4 separate regions of the Homo sapiens genome follow, and regions 1, 3 and 4 are each linked to region 2. A link is a contact called in ENCODE Hi-C or POLR2A ChIA-PET data. All regions are on one chromosome and are shown on one strand. The core of a region is the stretch at or near the end of the contact, and the rest is flanking DNA. Distances in the headings are between cores, read along the strand shown.

Region 1 (5,207 bases), core at 2,435-4,934, 580 kb before region 2:
TGGCGAAAGAGATTGGGTGGGTGCAGTGGCTCATGCCTATAATATCAGCACTTTGGGAGGCTGAGGCAGGAGGATTGCATGAGGCCAGGAGCTTGAGACCAGCCTGGGCAACATAGTGAGACCCCTGTCTCTGCAAAAATTAAAATACAAAAAAAGAGAGAAAGCGAGCTATGGAATGCAACCCCTTATCACGCACCTATTGTGTGTCAGCACTCTGTTAAATCAGTTAGCCACATCTATGATGTCAGGTTAACCTCCTGACCATTCTGCCAAACGGGCCTGATGGTTCCTGTCACAGGGGATCCAGTGGCAGTGAAATGCAGAGGTTAAGCCATTGGGTTCCAGCTGCATGGCTGGCAGAGGGTAAGGTGAACCCAGAAGTGCCGTGACCACGCCGTGCCCTTCCTGAGCAGGCCAGGATGGGTTGCAATGCACTTCCTACAAGCACAGTGCTGCAGAAACATCTTGGGAAGGAGGCATCCCACCCCGCTGGGGCATGGGCTTCCGTGGCCTCCCATGCAGGTTGTGTGTTCTTAAGCATGTCTGGACCCGTGTCTGCGTTGTGTGCACCTGCACTCCCAGGATCTCTCCATCACCCGCTGTGCCCCACTCCTCTCTTTCTCTTTCTCTTTCTTTCCCCTGGACCAGAAAGAACAACCAATCTTCTCCTCTAACCACAGTGACCTCTTGGCTCCATCCTTTCTCCCTTAGTGCGATAATGACATTTTCTCATTGTAATTTAATTTTGGGGTTGGGTGGGGGAATGATCTTTCTTTTTCCCCGTCTTCTCTCCCCTCTCCCCGACTGAGGCACAGAAATAGTCCCAGCTGTGAGATGAAGGTTGCAGAGTTTAAAATTGCAACTTGGTACTATTTATACTCCAGCCTGAAAGATGTTTTTTTGTGCAGTCGTTTATTTTGTTGTGGTGGAGATGGCTCATGCTGGAAGCAGCAGGAACTGGTGCTGTATAAACAGTTCTCTGGGGACAAGTGGGTGGTGAGGGAGCCTTCAGGTGCAGGGGGCAGGGACTAGGCCTGCCCAGAAACTCTGAGCACGCCTCCCTGGAGCAGGACGGTGTGGCCTGGTAGGGAAAGCAGATCATGTGCTTGGCGAACTTTCTTCCTGAATGCTGGCCATTACAAAAATAACAACAGAAACTGGTATTTTAGAAGTCATAAAAGTAGTAGATAACTTGAGGGGGAAAAAAAACCTAATTTTTCTTTTTTGTTTTTGAAGACAGATCTTGCTCTGTCTCCCAGGCTGGAGTACAGTGGCACAATCTTGGCTCACCGCAACCTCCTCCTTCTGGGTTCAAGCAGTCCTCCTGCCTCAGCCTCCTGAGTAGCTGGGACTACAGACGCGTGCCACCACGTCTGGTTAAATTTTGTATTTTTAGTAGAGACGGGGTTTCGCCATGTTGGTCAGGCTGGTCTCGAACTCCTGACCTCAGGTGATCTGCCCACCTTGGCCTCCCAAAGTGTTGGGATTACAGGCGTGAGCCACTACGCCTGGCCAAACCGCTAATTATTTCCCTAATTTTTACACAAGTGCATGAAGCAGTTGTACACTGGCAGGCCCTCTGCACGTTCGTTATTGGCTTAATTTGTGAAGCATTAAAGGGTTTTTTAAATGTGTTCCAATGTTTAAACATTGGGGCATTTCCTATCAAATTAGGATTTCTGGCTTCTCTTGGAAAATGGAAAGATCTGGCAGCTCCGGGCCTGCATTTCCTGATGGCAGCTAGTGGCCAGCAGCTGGAGGACTGGATGAGCACCTCTCAGATCACAAGCCTGATGGCCTGTTTCACTCATTTATGTTAATGTCCAGCCTGATGACTGGGTTTTATTTCTTCTTCTTTTTTTAAAGACAAGTTCTCACTCTGTCGCCCAGCCTGGAGTGCAGTGGTGCGATCACTGCTTACTGCAGCCTCAGCCTCCTGGGTAGCTGGGACTACAGACATGCACCACCATGCCTGGCTAATTTTTTTTTTTTTTTTTTTTTTTTTTTTTTTGAGACGGAATCTCGCTCTGTCGCCCAGGCTGGAGTGCAGTGGTGTGACCTTGGCTCACTGCAGCCTCCGCCTCCCGGGTTCAAGCGATTCTCTTGCCTCAGCCTACTGAGTAGCTGGGACTACAGGTGTGTGCCACCACACCCGGCTAATTTTTGTATTTTTAGTAGAGATGGGGTCACCACATTGTCCAGAATGGTGTCGATCTCCTGACCTCGTGATCTGCCCGCCTCAGCCTCCCAAAGTGCTGGGATTACAGGCGTGAGCCAGTGCACCTGGGCTAATTTTTTTTTTTTTTTAAAGGGATGGAGTCTCACCATGTTGCCCAGACTGGTCTCGAATTCCTGGACTTAAGTGATCTTCCTGCCTCGGCCTCCCAAAATGTTGGGATTACAGGCATAAGCCACTGCTCCCGGCCATGGACCCTTTACATAACATAAAAAATTCAAGTTTCCCTTGTCAGAGTCCCTTTCCCAACTCCTCCTGCCCAGGGCTAAGTAAGCCCTGTTAATAGGGTTTCCAAAGAAACTATGGGATGCCCGGTTGAATTTGAATTTCAGATAAACAACAAATTTTTTAAGTATAAGCACATCTCTTAACTATTAGCAGTCTGGCACATATCATTCCAGGCCTTTCTCTGTGAAGACATGTACTTTTTTTTGAGACGGAGTCTCGCTCTGTTGCCCAGGCTAGAGTGCAGTGGTGCAATCTTGGCTCACTGCAGCCTCCGCCTCCTAGGTTCAAGCGATTCTCCTGCCTCAGCCTCGGAGTAGCTGTGACTACAGGCACACGCCACCATGCCCGGCTAATTTTTGTATTTTGAGTAGAGACGGGGTTCTGCCATGTTGGTCAGGCTGGTCTCAAACTCCTGACCTCAGGTGATCCGCCCGCCTCACACATTTTTTTTGGTATGGTTTGTATCTGACACCGTCTGCAGCTTGCTTTTCCTCTCCGGGGTATCACCGGGGCCACTGTGTTTATTAGAGCAGGCTGTGAGGTTGTGGACTCCATCTGGATTAGGATCCTTGCCCCGCTGTTTGTTAACTGTGTGATCTTGAGCAGGTTACCCCACCTCTCTGAGCCTCCGTGTCCTCATCTGTACAACGTGGAGGATACGGGTAGCTTTGTTATTTCCTGTATTTGTTGATCTTGTCTCTTTTGAAAGCTGCATAGAATGGAGAGGCCGTGGTGGCTTTAACCAGTCCTCCGTGATGGGCGCCAGGACTGCTGCCTGTTTATTGCTCTTTCAAAGGAGGCAGTGGAAGGGGGTCGAGCAGGAACCGGGCACATAATCCTAAGACTTAGTTTGCTTTAAAAAAAAAAAAAAAATGAAGGGTGTTTGTCTCCCTGGAAACCACTTGCTAATCTCCAGGATATCGTCTCTTTTTCAGGCGAAGGAGGTGGAGGAGACCATCGAGGGCATGCTCCTCAGGCTGGAAGAGTTTTGCAGCCTGGCTGACCTGGTGAGTGGCTGCCTGGAAGGCGTGGGTTTAGGCCCAGGCCAGACTTCAGGCCCTTGCTGGAGTTTTCTGCGGAAGCCATTTTGGTGGTGAGTTAGCAACCAGGAGGAATGGGGCAGCGGCCAGCGCTGAGAGGAAAGCCACGTGCAAACACTCCCTCCTCTCTCTCTCTCTCGCTCTCTCTCTCTCACTCAACCCCAAGTGCTTCCTGAGGCGGCCATCTTGATCTCGTCCTTCCCTCGAGATGGTTTTTATTCCGCAGAGGAGCCAGGAGTGGACCACAAGGTGGCACTCTCGGGCACCGATGCAGGGAGCCGTTCAGCGGGGACGCTAGACTATATTTAACTTTCCTCAGCTCTGCACCGTCCCCTGTGCAAACATGGAGACAGCCAGGAAATGGCTTCAGGCCTGCGAGGCCTAGGAGGAGCCTCTTGCCCAGGCCACAGCCCGTGGTGGAGTTGGGCATCGAGTTCCTTCCTGAATCCTTCTGTTCTCTCTGCTTTTACCTCCTACTCTGTCTGGTTGGCCCAAATCTACTAGCCTGGCTGAGGAGGAAGATGGAAGACAATGGCCCAGAAGACAAAGCCTCCCACGCCAGAGTCTCTAGAAATCGCCTCTAGAGGCTGGGTGCAGTGGCTCACACCTGTAATCCCAGCACTTTGGGAGGCCAAAGCGGGCAGATCACTTGAGGTCAGGAGTTCAAGACCAGCCTGACCAACATGGTGAAACCCTGCCTCTACCAAAAATACAAAAATTAGCCGGGTGTGGTGGCAGGCGCCTGTAATCTTAGCTACTCAGGAGGCTGAGGCAGGAGAATTGCTTGAACCCGGAAGGTGGAGGTTGCAGTGAGCTGAGATTGCGCCACTGCACTCCAGCCTGGGTGATAGATCAAGATTGTGTCTCAAAAAAAAAAGAAAAGAAAAAGAAATTGCTTCTAGATCCCAGTGTTCCTAGGATTGCTGCCAGCCAGGTGTGGAGCCCCCAGGAGTGCTGATAGAATTTTCTAGAAGCTCCCAAGCTTATTAGAGGCAAACCAGTAACCTGGGCTTGAGGTGTCTGCCTGGAGGCCCAAAGGGTAGAGCTCCATATTGTGACCAGGCCCTGTGTCTCCCCAGAGTGGAGGAAGCCTGGCCACCTGGGCCCAGTGGTGTGCGTTTATGTCCCTGAGAAGCACCGTGTCCGGACCCTGAGAGTGTTTGTGAGAACCCAAGGGAGTAACAGTAACAGCAGCCCCAGATGTTCATTGAACGCCTTTCTTTGTGCCCGGCACAAAGCCACCCTAGACAGCAGGCACTGAGTCATCCCTACCTATTCAGCGGACCTCGGCCCAGCCTCTAGGGTCACAGCAGAAATCCCAAGAGGACCTATATGGTTTCTTCTCTTGAGTCAATTTTTACGTTCAGATGTGGGTCCAGGTGGGAGCTAGGTAACAAGACAGGCTTTTAACAGCCTGGATTGTCCTTTCTTTACCACCACGCATTGGACTCTTTCTTTCTCTTTCTGTCTTTGTCTTTCTGTCTTTCCGTCTTTCTGTCTTTCCGTCTTTCCCTCCGTCCCTCCCTTCCTTCCTTCCTTTCTTCCTTCCTTTCGAGATAGAGTCTCGCTCTGTCCCCCAGGCTGGAGTGCCGTGATGCAATCTCGGCTCACTGCAACCTCTGCCTCCCGGGTTCAAGTGATTCTCCTGCCTCAGCCTCCTGAGTAGCTGGGATTACAAGCATGCACCACCATGCCTGGCTAAT
Region 2 (4,854 bases), core at 277-2,776:
TGTGGGTATGTGATGGGGTTTCAAATCATGGCCAACTACAAAGAGAAAATTAAGCTGGTTTCTGCTGCAGTCAAAGGAAAATCAGAATTTCATTAAAGATCTACTCAACTGTTATCTTCCTTCAGGCATCTACAGATACTAAACTGGGCCCCAGTTTCCTTCTTACTAGTGATATCACCTCAGTGGTCAGGGAAATTCATAAAACTGCACATTTTCTTCCTGTTTTTTGTCAACAATGGAAAAAAAAGCTCCTGCCCTATCAGAACAACGAAGGCACTTGAATGAGACCTGGGGAGTCTATTGTAAATAATACTCCTCTCTACATGTGTACAATGCCTGTGGCTTTCAAAACACCTGTCTTCCCAATCCCCTTTGGCCGAATTGGAATACCCAAGTCCATTCCAAATGCCTGATTTAGAAATGTTTTCTGAGTCCAATTTCTTACAGGGAATAATGCAGCGTTATTAGAAATGTCAAGTAAACTAGGATGCTTTTTCAAATAGAGGCATAAGCTCCCTGAAATCTCATCTTCAAGGGAGACAGAATGCTCAATAAATGAGATCCTTTCAGCGCTTATGCAGTTAGAGGCCTGGATTTCCCAATGTTGGGCTCCAACAGGAATTGGCTAGTTGGGGTTGGCTACTGCTGCCCTGGGGCAAAAGAAGCACTTCATCTCTCCTCCTTTTCTGACCATGCATCTCAGGCCATCTCCCAAAGCAAACATTTCCAGGTGGATGTGGCCCTAAGGCAGCTCCCACACTAAACTGCCCAGTCTCCACTTGAAACTGACTTCTTCCAAGTCCAAGAGCAGACAGTACTGTCGGATAATTCACTCAGGGCCTTAAAATACCACCTCTATCCTGACGATGGCCACATTAATGTTTTTAACCCAGACCATCACTCCTGAATTTCAGATTGCAATATCTACCTGCCCAAACTTCACAGGGCCAAAACCAATCTCTGGATCCTCACCCCTCCTCCCCGTGTCTCACCTGTTCCCATGATGGGAAACACACATTCTCTCTTTCCAGTTGTTCAGGCCAACCTGTGTGTTCCCTGACTCCTTGTTCACAGCCCACATCCCACCCACCCATACATGCTTCTGGATTTACCCCAGGTAGCCAGAAACCAACAACCTCCACTGCCACCCCGGCCCTACAGCAAGGTGATCCTGTTGGAACTGATGTTAGAGCACGCCACTCCCTGTTTTGCTCAGCTGACAGCTCTAAAGTTCTGTAATGACCAACACGTTGTCACTTTATCCATATCTACTCATTTAAGGAGCACTTCAGTGGATCTCAGGCATCAGGCACAGGTCTGAAGTCACACCCTTGGAGGAGTCGTTCGAATCTAGTTGGAACCCCAGGGACCAGGTTCTTCAGACCATCCACCCAGAACACGAGTTCTCTCTCCAAACCTTCAAACACCAAACCACATGGTGCCCAGTGTTAATATGGGGGGTGGGGGGGCACAATGGCGCTATCTCAGGGGACTCGAGAAACCAAGCCCTGTTCTGTCACCTTCTCAGAGAAATAGAAAGCATCACATGATGGCTCCGTCTGCAGCATTCGGAGGTGCAGCTTCCTGTTTAGTCATAGAGTTTCACTCTTTGTCAGCTTCTTTGTGGAAGACAGAGGCAGGGCCTGTCTTCATTCAACTGAGGCCCGAAATCAACTCGGGACCAGGCCACCGCCAAACACCCTCCTCCGCAGGTGGCTACTCGCTCTGCCTTCCTTCATCCTCACAGACATCTCCGGGGGTGGTGGTGAGAGTTCCATTTCTCAGGTCAAGTTAGTAAGGCAGAGAAAGATGGGGCGACTTGTCCAGGAACAGCCTCCTAGCATTGGGTAGAGACCAGATGTGGCCCCAGCTCTATGGGTACTAGTCCTGGGCTAGGGTTTCCCCAATTTGAAAGATCTTCTGGCTGCCCTGGGGCCTCTGTTAAAATGTAGACTCACATCAGAAGCTGTTGGAACATAAGCACTTCAACAGTGCCTCTGCCTCAGTCTCCCCAGCCACGAGATGGGGATGAGAACACTTCCTTGGCAAAGTCACTGAGGATTAAATGAGATGCTATAGGCCAGGCACAGTGGCTCATGCCTGTAATCCCAGAACGTTGGGAGGCCGAAGTGGGTGGATCACTTGAGGTCAGGAGTTTAAGACCAGCCCGGCCAATATGGTGAAACCCCGTCTCTACTAAAAATACAAAAATTAGCTGGGTGTGACGGCAGGTGCCTGTAACCTCAGCTACCTGGGAGGCGGAGGTTGCAGTGAGCTGAGATGGTGCCACTGTACCCCAACCTAGGCAACAGAGCAAGACTGTCTCAAAAAAATAAAAATAAATGAGATGCTATAGCTGGCTCATTGGCATGTGTTTATTAAGCCCACAATATGGTCCCCTAAAGAAGATGGAAGAGAAAGAGACAAAGACCAGTCTAAAAGAGGCCATTCCAATAACCAAGGATACCATTCTGTTTCCCTACATATTTAAATGGGAGGTAAGTCCATTGATCCACGTGAATGTGCTGGTCAGTTGTCAGTAATATGGAGATGCGGACGTCAAGAGAAAAGGCAGTATTTAGACTTACTACATGGTCCCTAAGTGTCATCTACAAATCCTCCCAAAGACACAGGGGTACCTCAAAAACCACAATTACTTTTGCGCCAACCTAATACAAGGTTACAGCCTAAGACCTATACAGTGGCCTTGCATTTTTACCCCAGGCATAAACTGGTGAGTCATCCCACTGATCCTATGGACTAGGTGATAATTTAAGATGTAAATTAGAAGTGGTTCACTGATGAGCTTAATCAATGGTGATAATTTTCATAAAAACACAAGGTGTCAACAAATAGCCATTACAGACAAAAGTACAGACCCAAGAATCTGTCTCCTTGACAAATATACAACTAGCTTCCCAGACTTCTGAGCTCACAGGCATGCACGTTTGAATGGGATGGAATTTAAGGGAAACCCTGCGTGCATCTCCGTGGTGGAACCAATGGGAATCAGGCACTGGTCTAAGGGACGTCCAGTTTTGTGTTTCTACAATGCAAGTCAGATGTCCCCTCCTAGCCAGTGTAGAATATGCTACCATCATCTCCATTGTCTGCTTTTTTGCAATGATTGCACATCAACTTACAATCTACGGAGAAACAATTGGTGACTTTCTCAACTAAGCTGCCCGACAAGGAAGGACTAACCAACTGTGTAAACTCAGACCTGAACTGCCCATTTCTATTCTCCAATTCAGCAGAATTTCTTCTGATTACATGCAACTAAGCTGCACCTCTCCTATCAAGCAACCACACGGCTTCTAAAGTAGCAACCACAGGCAGGAAAGCATTCTAAACAAACCACAGTTTACTTCCTTGTCCTTCAGCCAGTTCATCACCACCTCGGCCCCAACCCTCTGCTAAGAAACATCAGCCAACAGCACAAGCCCTGCAAAATAACTTGCTGCCTTTGGAAAAAAAAAAAGGCAAAAGAAAAGCACTTGTTACTATATTGAATTGAGACATAGGAAACAAACAGTAATTCAAACCCACAAATCAGCCTGTGATCACAAATGAGATAATAAAATAAATACCTGAGTTTTGGGGAAGACATATACCATAAACCCCCTCTGGGGGTTAGAGGAATTAACCAAACATTTCTTTTAAGACATTTGAGTATATGCCTCTTTGCTTATCCAAGAGAGATGGAATTGTAAGCAGGTCAGACACTCCCAGGTGGATTAGCAGGTGGGAGCAGTAAGAAAGATTTCCACCCTAACTTGCTTTGCTCATGTCACAGAATCATGCAAAACCTCCCCCTCTTCTGGGAGAAGGGGCAAAACCCCTGGCCTGGCTTCATAAAGATATTTCTTCAAATACCAACATGGCCCCTGATTCTTAGAAAGAATTCACTGGATATTTATTGAATTTCCAGTCCAGTCTCCATCTCGCCCTCCCATAAGTTCACCTTCCAGATCATTCTATGTTTACCCACATATGCCAGGACCAGCTCACAGCACAGGCCCAACATGGGACACACCTCCCCCCAACACATCCACATTCTCCCGAAGCCCAACTCAAGCGCACGTCCTGGAAGCAGAGGCATCCCTGGCCATGTCACAGTTTCTTCCACAAACCTTTGGATCTATCTTTTGTATTTTAAGTCTTGGATTTCCCATAAGAGATGTCAACCATACTCCCTCCATACCTTCCAGATTCACAGGCAAGAGAAGCCACTAGGCTTCCTGCAAAGAAATTTCTCAAGATCTGAGTAGGGACCAGGCTCTGTCTTAAATTTCTCCAAGTGAGATCCACATGCGTGGCCCTTGCACGTACTGCTATCATCTCAAAGGCCACCTGGAGTGACCAGCAAGGACTGTATTCATGGGTGACACTGCACCAGGTGTTCCTAAAAGACAGTAGTTCCCAGAACAGGCAGACAGAACCTTCACTCCTGATTCACCCCTTGATCAAACCTTTCACCTATACAGTCCCTGCTACACACTAAGTTATGCCCCCACCACACCAGCCAAATTCCTATATTGAAGCCCTAAACCACTCTGTGATGGTATTTGGAGATGGGGCCTTTGGGAGATAATTAGGACTTGGTGCAGTCATGAAGGTGGGGCCCTCGTGATGGAATTAGTGGCCTAAGAAGAAGGGCCACCAGAGGTCAGTCTCATTGTCTCACAGGAGAACACAATGGGAGAAAAGGTGACTGTCTGCAAGCCAGGACCTAAGCAGGTCCTCTCCAGAACCTGATCTTGACAGGATTCTCCAGAATCCTGGTCTTGGATTGCTAGCCTCTAGAATTGTGAGAAGATAAATTTCTGTTGTTTAAGCCACTAAGTCTATGAT
Region 3 (4,744 bases), core at 1,226-3,725, 860 kb before region 2:
GCTGGGATTCCAGGCGTGAGCCACCGCGCCCAGCCTCTTCTCTCAATTCTTCCTGAAGCTCTTTCTGCACTAGATTCCTCAGGAAGGGCTTGTGGGAACAATCTTCTGTGAATCAACAGTACATATTCATAATAGTTTGTCAGCAGCCTATTATTTTAAGGCCATTTGGTCTGTATATAAAAATGTTTGGATCACATTTTCTTTCTTTAAGGTAAATATGTTATTCTGTTGTCTTCTGGTATAAAGCATTGCTGTAAATGTTTGACAGTCTAATTATCTTTTGCTTATAAGTGACTTAGGGTTTTTTGTCTATGTGCCCAAAGGATTTTTTCCCTCTTTCTCTCTTTTTTTTTTTTTTTTTTTTTTTTTAAACAGACAGGATCTCACCCTGTTGCCCAGGCTTTAGTGCAGTGAGGCAGTCAGAGCTTACTGAAGTTTTGAACTCCTGGGCTTGAGGAACAAAGGATTTTTTTAACCTTTTAATTCAAAGTCTCATCATTTATGCAACCATGTCTTGGTGTTGGCTGTTTTGGGTTGTTCTCCCTCAAAAATCCATGTGCTCTTTCAATATGTAGTTTTAAATCTTTTTTTTTTAATTTCAGGAAAATCTTGAATTAGAGTTTTCCGTTTTTCGTCTGGTACATTGCTTGGGTTTCCTTCTTCAGGAACTCAGCCTGTTATGTGTATGTTTGATCTTCTTTGCCTGTCGTCTGTTTCTTTCACTTCCTCTCACTTTTTTAAACTTCATTTATTAAAAAAAAATTTTTTTTTCGAGACAGAGTTTCGCTCTTGTTGCCCAGGCTGGAGTGCAATGGCGTGATCTCGGCTCACTGCAACCTCCGCCTCCCAGGTTCAAGTGATTCTCCTGCCTCAGTCTCCCAAGTAGCTGGGATTACAGGCATGCGCCACCACGCCCAGCTAATTTTTTGTATTTTTAGTAGAGACAGGGTTTCTCCATGTTGGTCAGGCTGGTCTTGAACTCCTGACCTCGTGATCTGCCCGCCTCAGCCTCCCAAAGTGCTGGGATTACAGGCGTGAGCCACTGTGCCCAGCCTTATTAAAAATTTTAAAAACATACATTTAAACTTAACAGAAAAATTATGAGAGAGAAGGGGGTGGTGCCAGGCTTTTTTAAACAACCAGCTCTTACATGAACTCATAGAGTGATAACTCATTACCATGAGGACGGCATCAAGCCGTTCATGAAGGATCTGGCCCCGTGACCCAGACACCTCCTACTAGGTCCATTTTTAACATTGGGGATCACATTTCAACGTGAGATTTGGAGGGGGCAAAACTACAAACCATGTCACTCAGGGATTGGAGGAGCAAGTACCACCTATACTTTGGACTCAGGTAGAAAGGCAAAATATCCAGGAAATAAGCTGCTACCGTCCAGGGTTCAGCAGAGGTGCCCATCAGCCTGCCAAGTACTCAAGAGTCCAGCCTCTAGGGAGCTAATCATCATGGTGAGCTCTTCGAGGCACAGGGAGCTGGGAAGACAGTGCTTGCCACCCCTGCCTGAATAGTGTTTGCACAGAGAGTTCTGTTGTGTCTTGATTGGGTCCTCCTGCCACTGGGAATGCTGTGGATTATACTAGGTCTCTATCTGGCTTGTTTCAGGGCTCCATGTGAAAACCTTCTTGATATCCTAGCCATCCACCTGCTCAGTCCCTAGTTTGCAAGGAGGCTGTGGGGAGCCTAGATTCTGTGTCAGATAGAATGTACTACATTCCGTCTCAGGAATGTACCACATCAGAAAACAGTGCGACCTGCAGGAGAAGTAGAGGTGAAGAGGCACATTCTTCCGAGAAATGTTTCTCTCAACACCCAGCATTCCCTGGATATCAGCAGGAAATTACTCACTGCTAGAAAATGCCCCATGAGCCTTCTGTTAAGGAGGTCAAGGGAGAGAACAGAGAAAGTTCTCAAAGTTGACTTGGTCACTGGTACTTTCTTATGCGGTTCTTATTTTGTTTGCCATCGTCATCATCATGCTATGTCTATTTTCTCAATCCAAATCCACTGCTTTCACCTTGGTTCTTTCTGACCGGTTTGGCACACTCATTCAGTAAATCCTTATGGAGAGCCCAATGTCTGCATAATTGTGCTGTGCTGATGACCAAGCTAGACCTACGAGTGTCGGCTCCTTTGAGATGTACGGGACAGCTCTTCTGTCATCTCTTCTGGGAAGCCTCTCCAGGCTTGGTGAACAGTGGCAAGATGTTTAACAGTTGTACATGTGTCCCATGTTCCTTTCTAAGAGCCTGGGCAAACCAGACCCGGTCGCAGGTCATCGTAGTATGGCGTGAGCTTCCTCTCTCCTTTCTGACCTTTTGTGTGATGGCAAGAACCTGCAGAGTGACACAAGCAGCAGGCTTCTGAGGTTGCTCTAGCCTCAGAATGGCCGTCCCTTCTCCACCCTGGCCCTCATTGCTGAGGTTTCCTTTGAAGCAACAGTGCCGGAACAGACTAGGGGAAGCAGCTTGGACATAGCTGTATGATTTATTACCACCCATTGAGGCCAACCAAAGTCGGCAAGGAGAGGTAGCAGGTCAGTGGTGCCTGGAAGCTTCCTCTTTCCTTTGCACCAGATGTGACTGCTCTGCAATTACTCCTAAATTTGCTACTCTCGTTTTTACTAGCCAACCTTGATGTTTTTCCCTTCTTCCTGTAGAATAGACTTCCCCTCTGATCAGTACTTTCTACTCAACACTATTTGTGGCCACAGTGGGAACTCATTGAGGACAGGGACCATGACATTACTACCTGACCCATCAACACTTGGCATAACTTGAAATGCAAGGACAAAAATTGGCTGCAAGTACAATGTGGTCTTCACTCTGAAGGTGATCCTTAAAACTTGGCTTTGGCATCATATTGCCTTAATATACCTAGGGGATTGGGTAAAACCAGTTACTTTAAAAGAGTTTTACAATTCTGGCCTTCTAGCTATCTTGTCTTCTTAAACAAGAGCACAAGATGAATGTATCTTAGTGAAATTTTATATGGTTTGCTTTGAGTAATCTTGCGAAGATTGATTTTTAGCACAGTAGGAAAGACACATTCTAATAGTGATTTTTTTCCCCGAGTTTATGTACTGCTGTTGCATGAAAATCTGACTAGATTTAATGTTCCTAAAGTTCTTTGTTCATCCTGATTTTTGCAGGTCCTAGGGAAAGCTTTGTTTTCCTCTTAACCTAACTTAGATGTTGTCATTTCATGAGCTTTGGAGGAAGAGTGTATAGCCAATTGTGTAATGTCTTTAAAGGATATTATCTCTGCAATAGTTGTTTATAAGGCCTAAGTTATTCATGTAATAATAGTGGCCCCGGATCTGTTTCTAGCAATAGGTATATGGATTTTGGTTCCTATATAGTTGTAGTTGTGGCTTTGAGATATTGAGCAAGCCCTTTTAAGAAAGGATTTGGCATCCCTCAGCCTTCAAAAGCTTCTCAAAATTGATCATATGTTATTAGCAAAGGTTTACTGCCTGCTTCCATTGTATAGACAATTTATTTTTTATGTATTCCGTTCTAAGAAGGCAGATGACCAAAAGATCTTGCATCTGTTGCCCAAGGCTTGTGACTAGAGAGGAAAGAGATAAGAATACTTTTTTAAAATCCCATTTTACTAAATATGTTGAGGAAGTGGTAAGATATATTAATTTGTTGAGATTTTTCTGTTATGCCTATTATATGAAATAGGTACTCTGAACATGGCTTCTTAATTAAATATATTTGATAAAATACAACTTGCTTCCCCTGGAGTTTAGAAGTCAGATAACTGCCATGGAGAGCTATGCTTTCTTTGTTTTAAAGATCTGCTTATGAACATGATAAACAGGAACAATTTAATGTTTTCAATATTTTCTTGTATTTTACTGCAAGTTTATACACAACATAAATATGGGGGAAGGGGGAAATGTTTATACCAGAGCCATCCTGCCCATTCTTTCCTTACAGAAGGACAAAGGAGCAGTATTTATTTTAACTACAAAAATACTATTGTAGGTTTTAAAAATTCCGTATATTTTGATATCTTGTGTTCCTCTTGACCTTTAATTTGCTAAATAGTTGCAAAGAATGAAGGTAACCTGCATCATCTTCTTAAAAACCAACTCTATCTAATTATAATAGTTTGTCTATCTCTGAAAAATAGTGATGTGTTCATTCTGAAATCAGAACTACCGGATGCAGCTGCATTTTGTTACTATTTGAATTTCGGGAGAGGGAGGAGGATGCAGCCTTTCGAGCTGCTGAAATACACAAACACAAAGAAGACACCAAGCATAGTAGAACTGTGTTAAGCTGACCAAGCCAGAAGAAGCACCTATTCTCAGCATAGTATGAGACGTAAAGGCAATATAATGGGCATAGTTGAAGATGGTAGAAGGAAAATAGACTCTGATGGTTTAATGTTAAATGCTTTTTTTAAAAAAGTGGTATTCCAATATCGAAGAAGAAGACTTTCTACTTTTAGAAGCAATAAAGGAAATTGCAGAGGAAAGGGTCAATAGGTTGGAATACATAAAAATTAAAAACTTTTAAACTTTTTTTTTTTGAGACAGAGTCTCACTCTGTCACCCAGGCTGGAGTGCAATGGTGCAATCTCGGCTCGCTACAACCTCCGCTTCCTGAGTTCAAGCAATTCTCCTGCCTCAGCCTCCCGAGTAGCTGGGATTACAGGCATGGGCCACCACTCCTGGCTAATATTTGTATTTTTAGTAGAGACAGGGTTTCAC
Region 4 (4,955 bases), core at 1,087-3,586, 610 kb before region 2:
TGTCAAAAAACAAAAAAAAGAAAGAAAGAAAGAAAAGAAAAAGAAATCCCTCCCTCCCATACCCCTCTCCAGTTTCTTCTCCCCCGCCCTAAAGTAACCACTTTTGGAACATGGGGTACGTCGTTCCCATGCACAGCTTTGTACTTTTGCTCCATCTGTCGGTGTCCATAAACAATATACAGTGTGGTTCTGCGTGTTTTAAAAACTGTGCTAATGGCACAGTGCCCTACAGAGCCTTCTGCAACACGACTTTTCTTCCTTAGCTTTATGTTTCTGAGATTTATCCACCAGGAGAAGTTTGCTGTGCTCAGGTCAATTTGGTGATCTGAGGCCAGTCCTGGGCTCTTTGTGGGAGATGCCTAGCCAGCAGGCAAGGGCAAGGGTCTGAGACCGGCTCCCAGGGGATGGCGAGGAGGGCTCAGAGCATCAGGGAAATCATGACAATGACGAATGGCCGAGTGTGGGCTCAGTGAGTTCCTATAAAACCCTTAAGCACTTGAGGCCCAAGTCTTTGCCAAGAATTTTCCAGAAAATGACTGGCCTGAAGGCCTGGATATTTGGATAGGGAGAAATTAGCAGTGGACAGATTTGGAAGTGGGAATTGTGCAGTGATGGACTACACAAAAGGCAGGTCAAACATGTGTTGTTTAGGCCCCTACCTAGGGTGGCCAACTACAATATAAATTCAGATTTAATGGAGAGGAAGGTGTGGGACGTCCTATATATTTATTTGCACCCTTGATACCAGCCCCTCCTTTTTAAAAAACAACAACAACAACAAAAGACAGAGTTTCACTGTGTCACACAGGCTGGAGTGCAGTGGTGCGATCATAACTCGCGGTAGCCTTGAACTCCTGGCCTCAAACAATCCTCCTGCATCTGCCTCTCCAGTAGCTAGGACTACAGTTGTGCCCCACCACATCCTGCAATTTTAATTTTTTTTTTTCTTTTAGAGAGATGGAGTCTCCTTATGTTTGCCCAAGCAGCTCAGCCTTTTTTTTTTTTTTTTTTTGTGAGGCGATTTAACATTTAAAGAAAAGTCAGCAGGCAGGGGGCGCTGGCCCACGCCTGTAATCCTAGCACTTTGGGAGGCCGAGGCAGGTGGCTCACCTGAGGTCAGGAGTTCGAGAGCAGCCTGGCCAACATGGCGAAACCCCGTCTCTACTAAAAAATACAAAAATTAGAATTAGTCGGGCGTGGTGACAGGCGCCTGTAATCCCAGCTACTCGGGAGGCTGAGGGAGGGGGAGAATTGCTTGAACCCGGAATGTGGAAGTTACAGTGAGCCGAAATCGCACCACTGCACTCCAGCCTGGGCGACAGAGCGAGACTCCGTCTCCAAAAAAAAAAAATTAATTAATTAAAAATAAAAATAAGTCATCAAACGAAAAATCAAAACTTCAGACTTGTCTTATACCTATTTGCCTTTTAGTACTTTCCTCATTAGCACTGTTGGGGTGGGAGATGAGGCGCACCTCGCTCTCTTCAGCCCCAAGGCTTGTAAAGGGTCTATCTAGGCCGGCCTCCGAGGGCATGGAGGGAGTGGGTGCGGTTGTGAAATGTAGTGCGCTCAATAGTTTCCTGGTGAAGTTTATTTTAAAATCCGCACCGAAGAGGAAGACGAGGACCGTCACACTCGGCCTTCCCTAAATTCCAGGACCCTCCGCCCGATGCAAACTAGATGCTTTAGTAGGATGGGAACGGGTGGGGGGCGGGCGGCTTTGGGCTTCCTCTAAGCTAGCGCCTCTCTAACCCGGACGCCCGTTAGAATCACCCGGGGAGTTTTAGAAACTACCGATGCCCAAGCCCCACTCCGAAGGATTCCAACTTAATCGGCCTGGTGCGAGGCCTGGCTTCCGGGCTTTTAAAAGCTTCCCGGGGATTCTATTTTACGGCCGGGTCCGGGGCCGGGAGCCTGTACTCTACCGGGATTCCGATGGGGAGGGGTGGCTTGCCCCAATAGTTCTCAAATTTAGCTTTGGGTCAACAATCTGGTTGGAACCACCTAACAAACATCAAAAGATCCTGATGCCCAGGTCTTAACCCAGAGACGGTGTGGTCCAGGCTTGGGAAATTCTAAAAGAGCTCCAGGTGACTGCCATCTGCAAGCGAGTTTGCAAAGCACTGATGCCCAGGTGCTGCGGGGGCGGGCGCAGCGCGCGCCGCTCGCCACTGGGTGGCGCTGCCCGCTCGGCCCGGCGCTCCTGGAGCTGCGAGCCGCGACCGCCGGGAGCGCACCTGCCCCGCCTCCGCCAGGCGGTCCGCGGGGCATGCAGCGGACCGGGGGCGGGGCTCCGAGGCCCGGGCGCAACCACGGGCTCCCAGGCAGCCTCCGCCAGCCGGACCCCGTCGCCCTCCTGATGCTGCTCGTGGACGCTGATCAGCCGGAGCCCATGCGCAGCGGGGCGCGCGAGCTCGCGCTCTTCCTGACCCCCGAGCCTGGGGCCGAGGTAGGGGACGGGGCTGTGGAGTTGGAGGAGAGGGTTCTCGCGGTTAGGGGTCCGGGCTCCGGACCCTCGGCTTCCCCGGAGCATCCTCTCGCTCCCGGAGTGGGGGGCCCGGGGATTCCCCCCTTCCTGAAGGGTGGCTGCGGGGCGCCACGCAGAGATGTGCAGCGGGTCGTCCCTGCTCGCTCCTCCGGGCGACACCGGGCCCCGGAGGCCCAGGCTCGCTTTCCCTCCCCACCCGGGTCCCCCAGCATCCGCCGGGTCCTCAGGCGCCGCCCTTTGCCAGGCCGGCCCTGGGAGAGGCGGACCCCGGGACCTCTGCTGCCCCGGCTACCTCCGAGCGGTGCCCGGGCCGAGCGGCGCCTCAGGCTGCGGCTGTGCGGGCCGCGCTGCGCTGCTGCAGCTCGGAGCGAAAACACCACGCCTCTGTCTGCGCTTTCTATTTTAAAAGCACCAAGTGAAAAGCAGATCTAAAACGAGACCCTCTACCTTCCGGCTGGAGGCATCTGTCGACGCTGTTGTGAAAAAGTTATTTGTCTGAGTTCACTAGGAGTTATTTACGGTCAGAAATTCAACCCATTCTCTTTTTAAACCACAAAAGCAGTACAGGAGTATTTAACATAAAGGCTATGCACCCCTTTCTCTTTTCTCTCCCACCCCAATTCTAGTTTTCTTAGAAAACCAGCATTAACTGTTTGGTATAAATCATTCCGGACATTTAAAATGCATTTACAAATGTAGATATCTGTATCTGCCTAGGCAGAGTATTGGCTCATGCCAGTGGTCCCAGCATTCTGGGAGGCTGAGGCAGGAGGATTGCTTGGGATGGGGATAGGGGACGGGGAAGAGTGAGGCTGCAGTGAGGCTTGATCATGCCACTGCACTCCAGCCTGGGCGACAGAGTGAGACATTTAAAAAAAAATCTATCTCGCCAGGCCTGGTGGCTCACGCTTGTAATCCCAGCACTACTGGGAGGCCGAGACGGGTGGATCACCTGAGGTCAGGAGCTCGAGACCAGCCTGACCAACATGGTGAAACCCCGTCTCTACTAAAAATACAAAAATTAGCCGGGTGTGTAATCCCAGCTACTTGGGAGGCTGAGGCAGGAGGATCGCTTGAACCTGGGAGGCGGAGGCTGCAGTGAGCTGAGATCAGCCATTGCATTCCAGCCTGGGCAACAAGAGCAAAACTCCCTCTCAAAAAAAAAAACCATAAAATATCTTTCCATATATATATATATACATATATATGAGTTTTCTCTTTTTTCTTTTTCTTTTTCTCCATATATATATATATATATATATATATATATATATATTTTTTTTTTTTTTTTTTTTTTTTTTGAGATGGAGTCTTGCTCTGTCACCAGGCTGGAGTGCATTGGCATGATCTCAGCTCACTGCAACCTCCGCCTCCCAGGTTCAAGGAATTCTCCTGCCTCAGCCTCCCGAGTAGCTGGGACTACAGGCGTGTGCCACCATGCTCAGCTAATTTTTGTATTTTTCAGTAGAGACGGGGTTTCACCATGTTGGCCAGGATGATCTCTATCTCTTGACCTCGTGATCCACCCTCCTCGGCCTCCCAAAGTGTTGGGATTACAGGCGTAAGCCACAGCGCCCAGCCATCTCCACATATTTTTAAAATAATTTTTGAACAGACGTTTTTAATTTTTTTTTTTTTGACAGGGTTTCACTTTGTCACCCAGGCTGGAGTGCAGTGACACAATCATAGCTCAATGTAGCCTCAACCTCCTGGGCTCAAGTGATCCTCCCACCTCAGCCTCCCGCATAGCCAGGACCACAGGTGCGCACCACCATGTCAGGTTAACTTTTAAAACAAAGTTATTTTGTGGAGACGAGATCTCACTATGTTGCCCAGGCGGGTCTTGAATTCCTGGGCCCAAGAGATCCTTTGGCCTCAGCCTCCCAAAGTGCTGGGATTATAGGCATGTACCACCATGCCTGGCCCATCTATATTAGTTTTAAATGAAACCTCACTTGCTGCTGTAATACTGTCCTGCAACTTGCTTTTCTTTACTCAAAATAGCATGGAAAAATGTGTGGGGACTACTAATGGGAAGGTATGGGGCTTCGTTTTGGTGTAATGAACATGTTCTGGATGTTAGATAGTTGTGTTGGTTGCACAAATTTGTGAATATACTGAAAACTGCTGAATCGTACACTTTGAAAGGGTGAATTTTGTGGTTTGTGAATTATATCTCAATTTAAAAAAATAGCATGGAGGCAGGGTACAGTGGCTTATGCCTGTAATTCCAGCGACTTAGGAAGCTGAGGTGGGAGGATCACTTGAGACCAGGAGTTCAAGACCAGTCTGGGCAACGCAGGGAAACCCCTGTCTCTACAAAAAAATGTTAAAATATAAAAAATTAAAAATAACACGAACAAAAATTTAAAAATTAAAAATAACATGAGCATGTATCCATAAACACTGTCCAATAGAAATATAATTGGAGCTACAAATGTGAGCTACCTATGCAATTTTTTTTGTT

The links. A loop is a pair of places that touch in the nucleus more often than their neighbours do. ChIA-PET counts read pairs that join two places held with the same protein, here RNA polymerase II (POLR2A). Pooled maps may share reads with other maps.
Region 1: a map of GM12878 shows a loop between it and region 2 (2.0-fold over the local background). The contact joins two enhancer-like sites. A Hi-C loop is called at or near these places in 1 of 168 maps with a recorded cell type or tissue (GM12878), 29 of 37 single-sample maps with no recorded cell type and 8 of 50 pooled maps. POLR2A ChIA-PET finds 5 or more read pairs at or near these places in 1 of 52 experiments (activated B cell).
Region 3: a loop to region 2 is called in a map with no recorded cell type, with 3 times the contacts of the local background. The contact joins two enhancer-like sites. A Hi-C loop is called at or near these places in 2 of 37 single-sample maps with no recorded cell type and 2 of 50 pooled maps.
Region 4: a loop to region 2 is called in a map of B cell, with 9 times the contacts of the local background. The contact joins the promoter of BCAS4 here to the enhancer-like site in region 2. A Hi-C loop is called at or near these places in 1 of 168 maps with a recorded cell type or tissue (B cell), 17 of 37 single-sample maps with no recorded cell type and 11 of 50 pooled maps. POLR2A ChIA-PET finds 5 or more read pairs at or near these places in 2 of 52 experiments (B cell and activated B cell).

Annotation. Positions count from the first base shown.
Region 1 is chr20:50,814,812-50,820,018 of GRCh38, forward strand. BCAS4 (breast carcinoma amplified sequence 4) reads left to right here. Exons shown (of 5, transcript NM_198799.4): 2 at 3,400-3,471. Among named protein-coding and RNA genes, the nearest start is that of BCAS4, 22 kb to the left of the region's middle. RefSeq lists enhancers at 234-283, 344-513, 3,915-3,964, 3,975-4,024, 4,512-4,561. Within about 2 kb of position 3,685, at least 22 of the 41 ENCODE cell types and tissues checked have a DNase peak (open chromatin) inside an H3K27ac peak, as active enhancers do; they include GM12878, where a contact is called at or near this core.
Region 2 is chr20:51,399,010-51,403,863 of GRCh38, forward strand. The region is part of intron 9 of NFATC2 (nuclear factor of activated T cells 2); the gene reads right to left. Among named protein-coding and RNA genes, the nearest start is that of MIR3194, 52 kb to the right of the region's middle. RefSeq lists an enhancer at 1,437-1,906. Within about 2 kb of position 1,527, at least 8 of the 41 ENCODE cell types and tissues checked have a DNase peak (open chromatin) inside an H3K27ac peak, as active enhancers do; they include B cell and GM12878, where a contact is called at or near this core.
Region 3 is chr20:50,539,301-50,544,044 of GRCh38, forward strand. The region is part of intron 1 of PTPN1 (protein tyrosine phosphatase non-receptor type 1); the gene reads left to right. Among named protein-coding and RNA genes, the nearest start is that of PTPN1, 31 kb to the left of the region's middle. RefSeq lists enhancers at 1,235-2,434, 1,781-2,281, 2,282-2,782, 2,702-2,751. Within about 2 kb of position 2,476, at least 11 of the 41 ENCODE cell types and tissues checked have a DNase peak (open chromatin) inside an H3K27ac peak, as active enhancers do.
Region 4 is chr20:50,792,725-50,797,679 of GRCh38, forward strand. It overlaps BCAS4 (breast carcinoma amplified sequence 4), which reads left to right and starts at 2,337. Exons shown (of 5, transcript NM_198799.4): 1 at 2,337-2,449. The coding sequence starts at 2,360. RefSeq lists a silencer at 2,070-2,889.